2 separate regions of the Homo sapiens genome follow, and region 2 is linked to region 1. A link is a loop called in an ENCODE intact Hi-C map of the cell type or tissue named here. Cell type or tissue: heart right ventricle. All regions are shown on one strand. Each heading gives the region's core, and the rest is flanking DNA. Links, peaks and the distances in the headings are about the cores only.

What was found. Peaks named below come from ENCODE experiments on the same cell type or tissue, not always from the same donor. Only the 100,000 strongest peaks of a DNase experiment are listed, where the experiment ranks them.
Region 2: a loop joins it to region 1, with 2.0 times the contacts of the local background. A loop is called at or near these places in 2 of 110 quality-filtered maps.

What each region holds. Positions count from the first base shown.
Region 1 is chr12:5,438,506-5,446,838 of GRCh38, reverse strand. All of the region lies in intron 1 of NTF3 (neurotrophin 3), which reads right to left. Among named protein-coding and RNA genes, the nearest start is that of NTF3, 11 kb to the right of the region's middle. In heart right ventricle, for the core only: a CTCF peak has its summit at 4,228 (motif pointing right); no DNase peak of the experiment used is centred there; H3K27me3 peaks cover 395 bases.
Region 2 is chr12:5,562,307-5,570,639 of GRCh38, reverse strand. ANO2 (anoctamin 2) reads left to right here. Exons shown (of 25, transcript NM_001364791.2): 24 at 4,977-5,082; 25 at 7,072-7,985. The coding sequence ends at 7,341. Among named protein-coding and RNA genes, the nearest start is that of NTF3, 130 kb to the right of the region's middle. In heart right ventricle, for the core only: no CTCF peak of the experiment used is centred there; a DNase peak (open chromatin) is centred at 3,459; H3K27me3 peaks cover 1,038 bases.

The DNA.
Region 1 (8,333 bases), core at 146-8,145:
TGGAGAATCCCAAGTCCAAAGCTCTTACCGAAGCATGCACTTAGCAATGGGTGCTAGACATCCGGCTCCAGCATGCCTGACAGCATACATAGTAATATCTTTTGCAAAAGTTGTAAATGAGAAACCCAGGGATTGCAATGATTCCATATGGTCCACTCTACAATTTGGGAATATATGGTTGGAAACTTAACTTTTTCAGGTCTTGATTTTTTTAGCCTCCTTCTCTGAACCTCTACTCCCTGGCTGTCCTGCAAGCCATGGCTTCCTAACAGGGAAATGGCAAGGAAGAGAACTACTATTTTCTCAATATAAAGGCCTGTTGGTTAAAGCATGTCCTCAGGTTGGGCCTCCTGGAAGGACCAGCCCAAGATTGCTGAATCCCACAGAACAGAGGGGATAGGCGCTTTCCTTCCCATTGAGCCATCAGTGCCAGAAATCAGCAGCCCTGATCATAGCTAACCCTAGAGGAGGGTATCTGGCTGATATGCAAATTACTGGGGAGAACCAGTGTAGGAAGTCTGATCATTCCAAGATCACAAACCACTTTGCATTATGAATGCATTATGCAAACTGTGCCCTCAAGTCTGGTATAATATCTGCCTCTGTGAGTTGTTGTGCCCTCAAGCCTGGTATAATATCTGCCTCTGTGAGTTGTTGGGGGAACTAAGGAGATGACACATATAAATAGGTGCCTGTAAGCCTGGTATATCTGCCTGGTATAATATCTGGTTCTGGGAGCTGTCAGGGGAACTACGATGACACATATAAATAGGTGTCTGCACCCTGTTACTGCCCTATGGATGCTGGTCTTTCTCCCTGCTGTTCCCCATCATTCATCCTCAATACACCCTTCAGCAGATGAGAGACGGTGAGTGCTTCAGAATCTGCTAAGAACCTGTCTTATCCTCCTAGCGTCCAATTTCTCAGGCAAATGCTGGATTTTTAGGGGATAGGAGGCCTTAGCCCATATTAGTTGAACATCCTTAGAAGAACTTCCTTAACTAAGTGAGGAGTTCTCAGCAAACTGAGGTGAGGATGGGACAGATATCATGGCAAAGCCGCCAAAAGGCAGGGAGGAGAGCAGAGTAGATTAGCAGTGTCAGCTAGTGGTTCTCAACGTGGCTGCACATTGCATTCACCTCGTGAGCTTCTGTCCCAACCCTAGACATTCAAATTTAATTGGCCTGAATGACATCCTGAGCAATCACTGTTAGCAAAAGTTAAAAGATCTCAAAATGCAAAGTGAGATTGGAATAGTCAGGACATGGGAGAGCAAAGACACTAGAGGTCCTCTTTGGCTCCCTTTGGCTTTGCCAAGGAGTATTCACACTCCCCAAGCAACTGGATGGCATGCCGGCTGTCCATCTGGGTCTCTGCCGCACACACTTTCCTTATACATGCTAAGCAATGTGGCCTTGAAAGAAATTATCCAGATATCCACTACTGACAAAAAAAATGTTCAGTAGCACTTGGTAATTTTCAGGAGACTTTAAAACTTTAAACACACACACACACACACACACACACACACACACACATACACACACACATCATTTAATCCAAGGAATCATCTATGGGTGGATCTGACGTCCAGAAATCTGGGACCCCTTCATATGCCCAAGAAACTTTATCATCTGTCCCTATTCCACGATGAGCCTATGAAAAGGTCTTCCATGCAAGCAGCCCTCTCTGGAGCAAGTCAATGCCACAGTTTCAGATTTTCTGGGATGTAATTTCAAAAGCCATCTTCTTTTTTGATCCTGAATGAAATCAAATTAGGATGGAAATGCATAGAAGAGGGAAAAAGTTTCAGAAGTCCTCCCCACTATCAACCACCCTAAAATATCAGATATTTTAATCCATGTGTCCAGAGACATTCTAATCAATGCATTACTCCCTGGCCTCCCAGGCTGAGATAATCGCCCCTGGAGCCAGTACTGGTCAAAGTAACCAGAGATCAAATCAGGCTTGCTGCGTTCCCTCTGCATCTCATGCATTCGTTTGCTCATTCATTAATTCTTCCATCAATCCAACCATCAGCCATTCCTTTCTTCATTGAACAACTCTTTATTCAGAGCCACACTGCAGCCGGAGGGATCTTTTTAAAAACAAAAGCTTAATTGTGCCCTCAGAGTTTTCCATAGTTCCCATGCCCCTGGGAAAAAAAAAGTAAGCTCCCAGTTGGCTCCCGCCCACCTCTCCACCATACTGGATATGGGATATATGGGATGTTCTCTGTTCATCCCCTCCCTGGGCTTCTTTCAGTTCTTTAAGTCCCTGCTTTCTCTCACCTTGGGGTCTCCTCCCACGGAACTTCTCTACCTGTAACTCTCCTCTACCCCATCTCCTCCTACTTTCACCAGTGATTACAAAACACATCTCAGGTCACCAGGAAGTTTCCTAGTTACTTCCCAGGGTTGTTTGGCTCCATATCTGTTGCTGGGGACTCCTGCTCTCTCTCCACATTTGTTGGTTTGGGGAGAATCTCCCTTTTATCTCTGCCCCAGCCCCTGCTCACGCTCTCTTTCTGTGGACAACAGTCACAGACATCAGCATACCACAGGAAAACACATAATCGACAATTGGAACATTTCTCCTATTCCTCAACATATTTTTTTGTCTTTGTCCAAAAGCTGACCGTCTCTAATGGTTCTATCCTTGACTGTGCCTCTGTCGAGCAGTCCCCAAAAGAATTAAGGAGACTTGCTGTAGACAGACAGTAACTTTATACAGCTGCCCCAAAAGAAGATGTAAACATGGAAGAGGGAACGGGAAGATGTATTCTTGATTCAGACAAGAGCCAAAAAGTAAAAGGGAAATGTCAGAGGATTACAGTGACGAGCTGAGGTCTCTCAACCTGTAACCCAATCCAAATTCAACTTGATTTCCTAGACATGCTAATAGACCACAGTCTAAAATATCTTTCTCTCTTGTACTCTCTCTCGCCTCTCCTCTCTCCCTTTCTTTTTTTTTCTCTCTCTCTCATGCACACACACACATCAAAAGGCAAGAATATGCAATAAACACCCTGGAGGTTTCCTTGGTGGTGGTTTAAATGCTAAGAAAGACAGAGAAAAAGAGACAAGGAGTAAAAGAGCTATAGAAAACAATCTTTTCCTCATTTTAATCCACAGCTACCAAAAGTCTCAAATACTCAAAGAAAACCTCCATAAAAACAATCATGGAATGAATTCTAATGTGAAGGAATCTTAGATTTGAGCTATGAACAATGCTAGAATACTAATACAATTTCTTTTGGGGTAGCTATCTTGGACGCAAAGCACCATGCACATATATTTTTGGAAGGAAAGTCCAGGAAAGCTCTGGAGAGGAGTGGCATGCAGAGGTTGCATGGAACATTTCCCCCCTTTGTATTTTAACAGCACCCAAAACTCCCCTGGGGAAATTCTCTCTCTCCTGCTGCATGTGGGGTCATCAGCACAGGGCCCTGCATCCAGGTATCCTTCCTGCATGGGATCCAATTGACTCTATTGCTCTTGACAAGCTGGAAACCAGGAAACCACCTCCCACTGCATCCAAGAGTGGTACATGATGCAGGGTCGGGGATGGGGGGGCCCTTACATGACAAGAAGACCAACAGCCTTGCTTTGAGGATGCGGAACCCAAGGCCCTGGGTCACAGGGCAGGACTGCCAGAAGCTGGACTAGACCTCAGGCCCTCCAGGTTCCTGAGTTTCCAGTTCATAGCCTGTCCCACAACATCGCGCAGCTCTTAGAAGCCTCTTCCTAAACACTGGGATTGCTAAAAGGAGACCCATATTGGTCTTTCCCAAATCCCCCAGCCTATAAGGGCTCCTCCTTCCTCCAAACTCCCAAAACCTCTGTAGTCCCTACCACCCAGATGCCTCTTACCAAATATCTACTGCCACATCCTGTAGTCTGCTTCTCTGCAAATCTACACTGTATTCGCAAGTAGACTGCAAGGCTGTTGAAGGTAAGGCCTTGCTTTGTATCTCTTGGTATCCCACACGGCACCTCGCACAGCGGCTAGCAAGACTCAGTGGCAGCAGAGTGGCCCCTTACAATAATACTTTGTAAACAGATACGGAAACCATCTGACAGATGTGCTATGTTTTTTGAAGGCTCCCTTCTAAATTCTAAAAAAATTACTAAATAGGACTCCACGTCTGTTTCTCCTGGTGTCCGGATCTATTAAAAACAGGATGAGAAAAAATAAATGCCTCCTTGAGCAGGAGGGACTCAGGACAGAAGTGGACAGTAGATGGCAGTCTGTTCCTGTGTCAGAAGTGGTCACAGAGACAATACATGCTGTATAATTAGAAAGGAAGTAGAAGCACAGCTTAGGGGCCTGAGGTGGACTCACCCCCACCATGCCACGAGCAGGGATACTTCTGAGAAGTACCCTGGTGAGCATGCACACCTACACCTCCCCAAGCCCCAACACCTGTACAACATGCGTGTTCCCCCGACTCTCCCCACAAGGACCAAGGGCTCCCATCACAATGGTCTCTGAGCATCCATCACCCTAGCCCTGGGAATTCAGGGACAAGAAAACCACTGTCATGTGGAAGCGGAGACCATTCCTGGACCCTCCAGCTTGCTCCTGAACCAAGAGGATTCTCAATCATGGTTTGTACTAAAAAACAACACCTGAAGTGGGAACCCTGTATTCCATCTTCCTTGCTTCCCTTGTTCTCCCTGGAGCACTATGATTGTAACCTGACTGCCTCCTTCACCAGTTTCCAGACCCCAAGGCCAGCAGCACTACATTCATCTCTGCATCTTCCCCAACATTTAGCACGTGACCACCAACAGACTGCTTAATGAATAATCTGTACACGTGTGTTTTGAGTTGCTTTCCGAGTGTCTAACGAGGAGTTATCCTAATGCGTATGCAATGACACCCGATTCCCTGTGACCAAGAGCCCCAATTTGCAGGAGAACTAAGCAGGCTAAGATGTGGGGAAGAAAGGTCTCTAAAAGGGAGTAAGAACAGCCTTTTCTGGCCACCAAGCGCTGAGCATTCATGACCTTAGCCTTGGGACAGGCCAAAAGGGGGATAAAGGTAACACTGTTTTGAAGCCCTGGCAAGGTGCACTGCCTCTCTGAGCCAAGTTCCTGGCACTGTCAAATCGCTGCTGCACATTCTGAGCTCACAATGGCTGGTCACGCATTCATTCACTCAACACATTCCTGTGGCTGTCGCTATTCAAGGTGGGGGACACAAAAATGAAAACAACAGATCCCTTTCTCTGTGAAGTCACATTCTAGGAATGCAAATTAAACACAGGCTGCTAAGTGGCATCAGGAGGCTGGGAAGGGAGCCTTAGGCTCTCTGGGGAAATGCAGGGAGGCTTCCCAGGTTAAGCAAATATCCCAGGTTAAGCAATGATTTTAATATCATTGATGATGATGGAGGGGTAAGCATTTGAAGCACAATATTTGTACAGAATATATCCTCCAATGCTATCTCCGATTCAAGAATAAACGTATCACTTGTACAGAACATTTCCCTCTATATTTAGGCCATTTGAGGTATCCCCTTCTCCATCCACGCATTTGTCCAGATTTTTCTACTAGCTCCCAATTCTCACAATTTAATTAATGATAAGTCAAGAAAGACCTTAGAGATAATCAAAGTCAGTAGCTCTTAATAGATGAGGAAGTGAGACCTAGTGTGGTTCGAGGACTTCCCAAAATTGTAATTAGCCTCTGTTGGAGTTAGAGGCGGGGTCTGATCTCTCTGCAGAGTTTGGGATCTCTCTGATTTAGCTTATTGAATTCAGCTACCCACAGACAACTTTAATCCCACATAAACCTCTCGCATACTCCCAACTTCCAATCCAAGATCCGCCACGAATCTGGCAAGCTTGTTTCTTCAGTGCTTCATAAACATGCACTCATCCGTATGTTCAATGACTTATCTGGCATCACATAACTTAATTTCCTCCTCCACCCCCTCCAAATCACTCTATGTAAGTCCTCTAGGCCAGCAGGGTTACCTGAAAATCCCAGGCATGGGCCACAGTGTGGGGCCGAGGGAGCAGCGGAGTCATGGAAGATGTGATCTGTCACACTGGTAGGGTCCTTGTGACCCTCTAGTGAGTCCAACTCCTCCCTTTTCCAGGAAAAGAGGCCCACGGAGGGAAAGTGATTTGCTTAAAGTCACACAGCTAGTCTGGGCTCTCTGCAGGGAGACTGTGGCAAGCTATTTAAGGTAGCCAGGTGGGTGTTAGGAGGACTGGGCTTCTTCCCCACCATGGGACACACCTGTTGGGAAAGCAGGTGATTTCTAGAGCTGTGTCTTCCTCTTGAACCCAGTGGAAGTACCTTATGAACCATTAGAAGCAGGTCCTCTAGATGTGGGATGAAACTAATCTCAGATTGAGAACTTGAAACAAACTCCCTGAGGGATCACTTAGAGCCAGAGAAGGATATTTTTAAATGCTGGGGTCTTAGATCTAGAAACAGAGGGAAGGGGGAAGTAAATTGCAAGAACCTGGCTATCAGTTTTTAAAAGGCTATATACTCCATATGAAGAAAAAAATTATCACCCTACACATGAAAGGTTATTTTAAGCAAAGTAAATACATAATTTTTGAGTACCTATGGTCTAATAGGCATTAGGTTAGTGTTCAACATTTATTTGTACATGCAAATATGTTTAAGCAACAGAACAAAGTCACCTGTCCTTAACTGTCTTGATGATGTATATGTGGTAGTGATGGTGAGGAAATCAGTGGAGGAAGAAGGAATGAGCCTTTAGTCACAATCTTCAAACAGGGCAACATCCACCCCAAGAACCTGTTTGGCTTCTCTATTTCTGGTACTGCCCAGAGAATGGTGTGCAGTGGCAAATCCTCAGCTGGAGGGCTCTACAGCTGCTCTGCTCTGCATCAAACACAGCCTGGGGACCTCAGTCTTTAGCAGTGACCCCTGCCCCCCAACCTCCCAGCAAGAAACCTACCTTAACTTTGGCCCCAGTCTAAATGGTGTGAGTTCCCTAGCCTATCAAAGAAAGCCATCTTCCAAATTCTAAAGATACCTCATGCTCTCCATTCATATTCTTTTTCACTTTGATTCTGTGCAATTCCAGGACTCAAGAATGCTGGGACCTACCACCTCTCGTGGGCGTGTGGATCAAAACCAGATGTCCAGCTCCAATTTTATAGAGTTTACAAGGAGGCAATTGTGGCTTAAATCAATATCCGTATTCTGTAAGGGCAGGTTCCCTTGTCAACAGAACAAGAAGTAAAGGGAGAGGGCCAATGGAGGCTGAGACAGATCTGACACATGCTTGCCAGCAGGTGGCTAGAAAACCTAAACATTTGTCTTGCACATGACAAGGAGGCTTCCGGGGGCAGGGAGCAGGTTACCCTATGGGGTGACCAACTTTGCAGAAGAAGATGGACCCAGCTCCCATCTGGATGACATCACAGACATAAAAAACAGAATCTGACTAGCAGGTGATGGGCTTGGGATGCCACAGACTTCAGGCTGGAAAGCCAAGAACATCAGCATACCCCTTAACCTCACATAACCTCAGTACCCCCATCTGTAAATGAGATTATTTTGAGTACTGAGATAATGCCATGTAATAGCTGTAAAAATGCCTGGCACCCAGTAAGTACTCTAATATTAACTGTCATCATCATCATCATCCATCATCTTAAAGATGGATGCTTACCTTAGTCAGAGACATTGCCACTGAAAGACATTCACGTGGAAGCTGAATGATTAGCATCAGACCTACCAGAAAGCCAAATCCCACCCCTTTCAGCTCTGCACACCCTGTGTAGGCTAAGCCAATGTTTAGAGCATTCTTGGCCAAAAGGAAACACTCTGGCAAATTTTTTGCACGCTTTTCTGCCTTTGACTCAGCCATTCCCCAAAGATAAAAACAGGAGCTCGTTAAGGGCGTGCCAGGGTGCACTCCAAGTGAGGTAATTAGCACTGATTAGGTAGGAGGATGTGGCTACTGTGGAATCCTACAGTGACAGGGCTGGAATGGGACTGGGAGATCTTCTAATTCAAGCCCTTCATTTACAGATGGCAAAGTCATGTCCTACAGAGAATGTCCAGGGTCACACAGTAGCAGCTAATTAGTGACAGAGCCCAGTCACTGAACCTGGTCCTTCACTTCTAAGTCAGGCAGCTACCTGCTGCCTCAGGCTACTGAAGGTCACCCTGGCCTGGGCTCTTGTTAGCTACTGTTTCCTCCAAAATCTCTGGCCTTGAATGTTGGAGAACCTTAAATCTTCCAACAAATCTCTGACTGAACAAACCCACAAAAAAAAATGGGGCTCAACAAATGTCTTCTCTGGAGATGTTACTAAAAAGTGAGCAATCACA
Region 2 (8,333 bases), core at 39-8,038, 120 kb before region 1:
TGATTTTGTGTTGTGATGAATTGTGGCAGATGTCACTGTCACTAGTCACCCTGCAAGTGAGGACAGGATGAGGACATCTGAGCCCTGAGTCTCTCTCCTCTCTGTACCTCAGTTTTTTCATCTGTAAAAATGGAGACTTTGGAATAAAAAATCTTCAAAGATTCTTTTCTTTTTTTTTTTAAACTTCAGGTTTAATGACATGTCATTTATTAATCTAGTTCTACAAAAATTCTAAACATTACAGGTAACCACTCCACCTCTGTTTTGCCTCCACCCTAACCCCTGCCCAACCCCAGGCATCCTTCCAACAGTAATAGGGTGATACTTACGGGTGAATGTTCTCTAGGCATTTTTCTATGCATTAACATAGTATTAACTTGTAGGACTTTTAAGGTATTGTTTCATGGGTTTGTTTTATAATGAAATATATTTTGAGTTAATGGAAATCTTATTTAAGTCATGTACAAACTCAATTCAATCAATGTGAGTTTTCACAAAGTTAGAACAATCTAGATAAAATATTAACATAATTTTAAAGCTAAAACATAATGTTGATTTCTGTATCACTTTCATTTATTATATGAGTCTGTTCAAATTAACATAATTTTGCTCAGGAAAGCTTACTATAAAAATGTACTTGAATCAACTGTGTATTGCCATTAATTACATTCATCTTTTACCATTTTGAACTTTTTAATTGTAAAAGTAATTAATTTCATAGACACATATTGTGTATGTATATAAGAAGAAAAGTGTCACTTCTCAGCCCCCACCCCAGCTGTTCTATCCCAGAAGAAACTGTTGTGTTCATTTTCTGCAAAAGCTCCGGAAATCATATTCACCTAGATTGTCTTATTTAATTCTCACAGTGTCTTTCTTTAAAATGCAAGGTATACACACAAGCAGACACACACGCACACACATCTATTATTCACTCCTGGCTGGGATTGAGACAGCTCCTCTATGCTCAGCGCTGGGATACACATTTTGGGAGTTCCACTCTGTAGATCAGGGACCTAGGTTCGGAAATGGGGAATGACTTCCTCGGTCTCTTACAGGTAGTAAGTGGCGTAGCTGCTCCAGGTGCAGACTAGCTTTTTAGACAGGCTAGTTGTCTCATTATTGGAAGTCTCTCCTTATTAGAAAACTCAGGGGAACTCTCAAAATTTATGTTATTTAAGCCTCAAGGAAAATGAAGGAGGACTGGAGGGGTGAGGGTGAGATCCAGGAACATCCCTAAAATAATATGCTGGGGATAAAACTCTGCTTCTCTTTGGGGGCACGGCTGGCAGCTGCAGGAGTCTGACCAGTTGTGGGGGCTCACCCAGTGCTGGGGAACTCAGTGGGACTTTGGGAGGCCCGAGCTCCCCAAGCCATGGGAACGGGTCTGTTGTGGAGCTGTCTGGCAGCCTCCACCCACCAGCCAGCACTTGCCCATTTCATGCTATTTACCTGGACAGAGGTCCTGAGAGAAGCCCTGTATGGCTGTGCCCTTGGCTGACTCCTGATTTGCACTAAAACTTGCAGCATTTAGTGCTTACATGTTCAAAAATCCTTCTGGAAAGCTAGGAGGAACTGGAAGCCGTGATCTACATGCTCTGTCCTCTTTTAACAGAAAAGGTGTATTCCATAAGTAACCTCCAGTAAAAAGAGAAAGAATAGTTGCTATTTATTGGGTTCCTCTGATGGGCCAGATAGTGTGCGGAGCACTCGGCGTTGACCCTCCGTCTTCAGAACAACTCTGTGATGGAAAGTTCAGGCCCACTTTATAGATGAGAAAGCTGGGCATCAGAAGGTTAGGTAACTTGCAAGAGGACAGAGAACGACAGTGCTGGACAGGGCTTTCAACCCCTCACCTGCTACCTCCAAAGCACGAACTGTCGCCAGTGCTAAGCACTGGGTTTAGAAACAAAACACGCAGCATCACGGTGGTGGAAATTATTCGGTTGATTAGCCACTCTCTTTGGTGAACACTTCTATTCTTAAAGCTAATTGTCTCTTTGTTTAATTAGTGTCTTCTAAGTTACTCAGTGAAACATTTGATAAGCCCGACTTCTTAGGGTAAAATTTAAAAACAATTGTGAAATCTGAACTTACTGTTGGAATGTAAACAACGAGTCATTTACCTGGTGGTAGGGGCTTAGGAGAATCAAGGTTTTTCAAACTATGAGTCATGGTTCATTAGTGAATTATGAAATCACTTTAGTGGGTCATGATCGGCATTTTGAAGAATAGGGTGGGTTGGCCAGCACGGGCGGATCAGGAGGTCAGGAGATCGAGACCATCTTGGCTAACACAGTGAAACCACGTCTCTACTAAAAATACAAAAAATTAGCCGGGTGTGGTGGCGGGCGCCTGTAGTCCCAGCTGAGGGACTGAGGCTGAGGCAGGAGAATGGCGTGAACCTGGGAGGCGGAGGTTGCAGTGAGCCGAGATCACGTTCCTGCACTCCAGCCTGGGCGACAGAGCGAGACTCCATCTCAAAAAAAAAAAAAAAAAAAAAGCATAGGGTGGGTTAGGATCAGATAGAGTAGAATAGGAAAATACTAGTGCATTCTAGTGCATTGCACACAACAAAGTATGTTTTGTGTAATTTTTATTGCAGTCTGTGTATGTGCATGAATGTAAAATGTATTTCTCACTGTAGGTCATAGTTTTTATAAAGTTAGCTTTGGAAAGAAATGTGAACAGATGAATATTAAATTGCTCACTGTTCTTTTCTGTGGCATGGCTTACCATCAGTTCCTAACGGAGCTACACTTAGCCTATCTGCATCGAGCTATTTTCAAGTAGAGTTTTCTGAACAGATCTCTGTGTTAGTCTTTCTGCAGATCCTCAATTAGATGGATATGCTTGTTAAACTTAAAACATGTTTTAGACACTGAGGGAGGACAAAGTGACATTTCCAAAAGCTGGGGTGAGTTAATAGCAGAGGTGGAACCAGAATTAGATTATTTATGGATTCTTTTCAGACTGGAAAAAAGAGGGGTGAGCAGTGGCTCGCATACTGAGGTCAGTGAGCAGCTGTTCCTGCAGAGATGCAGCTAGAGAACAAGAGAAATGGACTTTCATTGTAGCAGTAGGGATTGGGCTGAACCCAGGGAAGGATTTCCCCATGGTAAGGAGTGTGCGTGTGTGCACACATGTGAGTGTGTGTATGTGTGTGTGGCACCCTTCTCTGGAGGTCTCTAGAAGAGTGAGATAAATTGCTGTTGCCATGGCGTCCTGTCTGGGGGCGACGGGAGGATAGGTGAGTCTGAGGTTTTTCCCACCCCAAGATGTTCTTATTCATTTAGCCACGCTCTCCCTCTCTGCCATCAGCAAGGATAATCTGGAGCTGGCCATGTTTCTGTCCTCAGCTGAGGACGGTTATGATGAATCCCGTGGTGCTCTGCTGGGCTGCAGTTAGCTTTGCTTTTCATCCGGATGTCAAACCAAGCTTGCGGCAGCTGTGATCAGCTGTTGGGAGAGGGGGAGTCGGGCAGGGAGAGGGTAGCTCCTGGCCTCCTGCCAAGCCCTAGTCGAGTCCCCAGTGTCCACCTCTCAGTTGTGTCTTTCTGTTGCTGATTCTATCACTGCGCTCTTTTTTATCTTTGTGTGTGCGTCTCTTTTTCTCTTCCTCTTTTTCTCTTCTCTTCTTCTCTCATCTCTCTTTGGACAATGGAAAACAAACTAGCTTTTGCATGGACCTTTTAGAGCAGCTAATTCATTTATGGCAGGAGAAGGGACCAAAGAGCACCTACTTGTGAATGTCCCCTAAACTGCGGTCACTGGTAAGATGCCCTGTGATAATGGGAAGAAAGCCTAGATTCAGCCAGACTCGCATTCCTACCCTGACTCCACCTTTACTGGTCACGAGACTCTGGCCACACACTTCAACTTCTCCAAGCCTCAGTTTCCTCCTGTGTTATGCTGGGGTAACAATGCCTGCCTGAGGATGTTGTCGTGAAGATGAAATGTGAAACCTTCCAGAAAAACCCTTTGCTCAGGGATTGACCCGGGCAGAGTCCCTACCTGCCTTCCTTGGCAGCCACTATCATTGCTTGGTGGCCTGACACCACCCACCTCTTTCTCTGGCCCAGGATGAGCAAAGATTTGTTGAATTCCATGGAGAAAACTGTTCCAGGAAGGGTCATAGTTCTGGTACCAGCCCCTTGTCATTTTTCCAGGCTTAGAAAAATGTGAGTCTGAGAAAATGAGCTAGTATTCACATGAATCATTCTGGGATGGGGGTGAAAAGGCAAGGGTGAGGGAAAACCCAAGGCTTCTCTATGGGTCTGAGAAAGAGGCATGAAATCACGTCAGGCATTAACATTTTGTAGTTTAAACCATGCAGACAGATCAGGAAGATGATTAGCAAAACAGAATACTGATCAACTGTGATGCTTAATGACCCTCCCATCCCAAATTCACTCAGCCTCCAGCTTGGTCTGGATCAGCCTTCTTTTTGGTTCAAGAATGCAGCCATGAAGCAAGGCCAGCCCCTCTAGTGGCCGTAGTCCTGAAGCATCTGGAAGGGGAAGAAGCCCAAGACTGCCTGCTGGTGTCTGCATCTTCCCCAACCCCCCCGGCTGCAGAGCACCATTCAGGGTGTCTGGGTCTCCCCTACCCACACAGAGGCCACAGGCTAGTGGGAGGCCCAGGTGGACCCACTGGCCTGGACTACCCTCAGATGCCCTGGGCTCCTTTGGGAGTTGATGCCTGACACCAAAGTAAGCTTTGGGAGCTATTGGAGAGGGTAGTAGAAATGTCTTTTTAGGACATTTCTAGGCTGACATTGGCTTTCTTGGACTTTAGTCCTTTTTGGAAATTTGTTGGTTAGGCCATAGATTCCCCCCACTTCCCCCTGCTTCTCAAGTCAATGCCAAGGGCATGCGTGCCTGATGCTCCAGCCAGCCCTCGAGGTTTCACCCAGAGAATGACCACCCTTTTCTCCATGCGCTCCTGATCTTAACACCACATTTCTCTTTGGGCAGGTTTAAGGATTACCGAGAGCCGCCATGGGCCCCGAACCCTTATGAGTTTTCGAAACAGTACTGGTTTATTCTGTCCGCCCGTCTGGCTTTTGTCATAATCTTCCAGGTGAGTTGCTGGGATAGGGAATAGCCCATTCGAATCCGGGCTGCAGGAGTAAGGACACTGCACTCATTGCTTGCACCTACCTCCAGGTTCCGGTGGTACTCTGTGACATAAGAAAGCTTCATGTGTGGCAGGCAGAAGTGAGGGCTCCTTTCCGGGTTGAAGCAGGAGGACTCTTGAGAGGGCTTTCTTTAATGGGTGGACTTTGCAGACAGAGGATAAAACACAGTGTAAGGTTACAAGACAGATGTGGAATAAGTTGCAGGGTGGAGATAGATTCCTGTTTAAACCTAAGGCAAAGAAAGGAAAAGGGCCATTGAAACCAGAGTCCCAGCCTGGGGCAGACAAACAGCCCCATCTCATCTCTGCAGCCATGAAAGAGCTCAGGTTTGGAACCTTTCTTCTTGCACTCTGGGCTCCCTCCTTTGTTAGTGTTGTTTTAGCCACTGAGACATCTGGTGAGAAGGGCCCCCAGAGCCATCGAGCCATCCCTGAATGAATAGCAAACTCGAGCCCAGTGATTCCTATCTGGGACAATAGCCACAGCTCCAATTGCATCGCTGAGATTCTCTGAGCTCGAGGGCCCCCAATTCCCACTCTGGGTGCCCCCGGTCTTCAAGCAGGGCTGGAGAACGAGCCCAGATCCTTTTCTCTTTGGCTCCCTCAGGCTTTTGTATTCCCTGAAGGCAGATCTCTGGGGGGCTCTAAAGTATCCTGCCCCCAGACCCCAGCCCAGAAAGTGGAGAAGCCCATCGGCTAGTCTTTCACCTAAAGAAGACAGCCATTCTTCCTCTGGAGAGATGGAGGCGATATGTTTGAATGATCGCTCAGACATCCCCTGCTGCCCCACCCCCAGGAGTCTCCTCACTTTCCCGTATGTCACATGTCACATTTCACTCACACAGGAAGGAGTGGATTCAGAGGAAGAGTGTGTGACTTGGTGAAGCAGCTCCCAAGCACCCAAGATGCCCAGGAGCCTCTGGAAGCAGCAGTTGGTCCCCAGTGTCTTCCCCTGAACCCCTAGGAACATGTAGGGTTCAAGGGCTCAGTCCCAGTCTCAGAGGGGAAAAGGCATGTGAGCGTGCAACTGGCAGCCAGGGAAGTGTATCACAATGGGAGGAGTGTGTTGGGTAAAGCTGGGTGAAGTGTGGCCTGGGGAAATGGATGGGAATCAGATGCATTCATTGAGCCATGCCAGGCATTGTTGTCCTATATTCATTCATTGAGACAGTAAGTGCTCTGGGGAAAAGGTAGTCCTAGCCTACTGTGTGCACCAGCAAAGGGATGTGGCTTAGCAGCCAGGAGGAAGTCCACTGCAAGTGTGTGCCAAAGCCTAGACCCAATCGGGGCAAGCTGGATGCAGGGGTTCCCAGACAGGCAGGGTTAGCCGAGGTGGCTGCAGTGACTGAGACCGGTATAAGGTGAATGTCAGCAGTGGGTTGGGTCAGTGAAGGCCCGAAGTCAAGGCAAAAACCTCAAGTCCGTCTCTAGTGTAGAGGATAGAGAGAGCCAGATGGAGGGAGGAGAGGAACAAGTGGCACCGTGACAGCCCAGGAGAAGCCACTGGGCTTTGTGACCACTTGCTAGAAAGCCACTTTCCATTTTCTAAAGCAGGGAGGGCCTGGAGGCTTAGAGGCCAAGAAGCAAGAACTGGACACATGGGAACACTCTGAAGATGGTGTGGGGGCACAAGTCCTGGGGAAGGGGAGAAGCAGTAACTACTACTGATGGAGTCCTGCTCTGTGCCAGGCACTGCGGCAGATGCTCCACATGTATGAACCCGTTTCATCCTGACAACCACTCCAGGGTAGGCAGTGTTTCCGCTCCATTTTATGGGTGAGGACACCAAGGTAGAGTTATGCTCACTGGTTGCGATCACTGGGCTGGTAAGTTGCAAAGCCAGGATTGACACAGAGGCATTCTGCTCCAGGGCCGCCACCTCCCCAGGCCGGGCCTCTCCAACTCAGCCCCTCTCTCCTTGGCTTTTTGCAGAACCTCGTGATGTTCCTGAGCGTCCTCGTGGACTGGATGATTCCAGACATCCCCACGGACATCAGCGACCAGATCAAGAAAGAGAAGAGCTTATTAGTGGATTTCTTCCTGAAAGAGGAGCATGAGAAGCTCAAGCTGATGGATGAGCCGGCTCTGAGGAGCCCAGGAGGTGGGGATCGAAGCAGGAGCCGGGCAGCCAGCTCAGCACCTTCAGGCCAAAGCCAGCTGGGCAGCATGATGTCGTCAGGCTCTCAGCACACCAATGTGTGAGCAGTTCAGCCTGCAGCAGAGGAGGGCACGGCAGCAGAGACACGCACATGCACGTAAGCATGTTCCTACACCCACATGGCGTGCTGTCTGTCTGCAGGGGCCTGGCTTGATGGGGTCTTGAAGAGGGGGCAGTGTGTAAAAAGAAAGAGCCTGACAGAATGAGTGTAGGAAGGAAGAGAAATGATGCTACATCTCAGAAACTTCAAGCTTAAGTTTCTTTTAGGTCCCCTTTTAAGCTGCATCCTTTTGAGGGATTGGAACCCCACTGGGGTCTCTCCACCCCAGAGTCTCAGGCACCGCGAGCATTCCCATGTACCCTGGGGCACCCTCTTGTACTTCACCATCATTTCTGACTTTGACCAGCTGTAAGAGAAATGCAGTCAGGAGCACAGCATCCCCTACTTACTATCACTACAAGAAAACTGAGTCACTTGCAGTGGGGCTGCCACAGTCTCAGCAGATGCAAATTAAGTTACAAGGCTGAATGGTGCAGCCGCTGGACCTGATAGTAAGGTGCAAAGGTCCAAACCTGGGCTTGTCTCCACTTCACGTCACAAAAACGTTTGGAGCTAAATGCAGATAACCATCATTTTATGAAAGTTCAGATTTAAAATAATAAAATAAATGGACACATTCTTTATAAAGATGCATCTGTTGTCTTTGGTGCCTTGTCTCTCTCTCCTTTCCTTTCTTTTCCTCTCCTCTCCTCTCCTCTCCTCTCATCTCCTCTCCTCTCGTCTCCTCTCCTCTCGTCTCCTCTCCTCTCGTCTCCTCTCCTCTCCTCTCCTCTCCTCTCCTTTCCTTTCCTATTTATTGAGCTTCTACTATGTGCCAGGCATTGTTCTCAGACTGGAGATAGAGCAGAAGATAAAGGAGACAAAATCCCTGCCTCATGAAGCTTACATCCCGGGGAAAGACAGATGATAAGCTAAATGTACAGTGTTTTGGATAGTAATAAGTGCCGTGGAGAAATATCAGGTAAGACAAGTAGA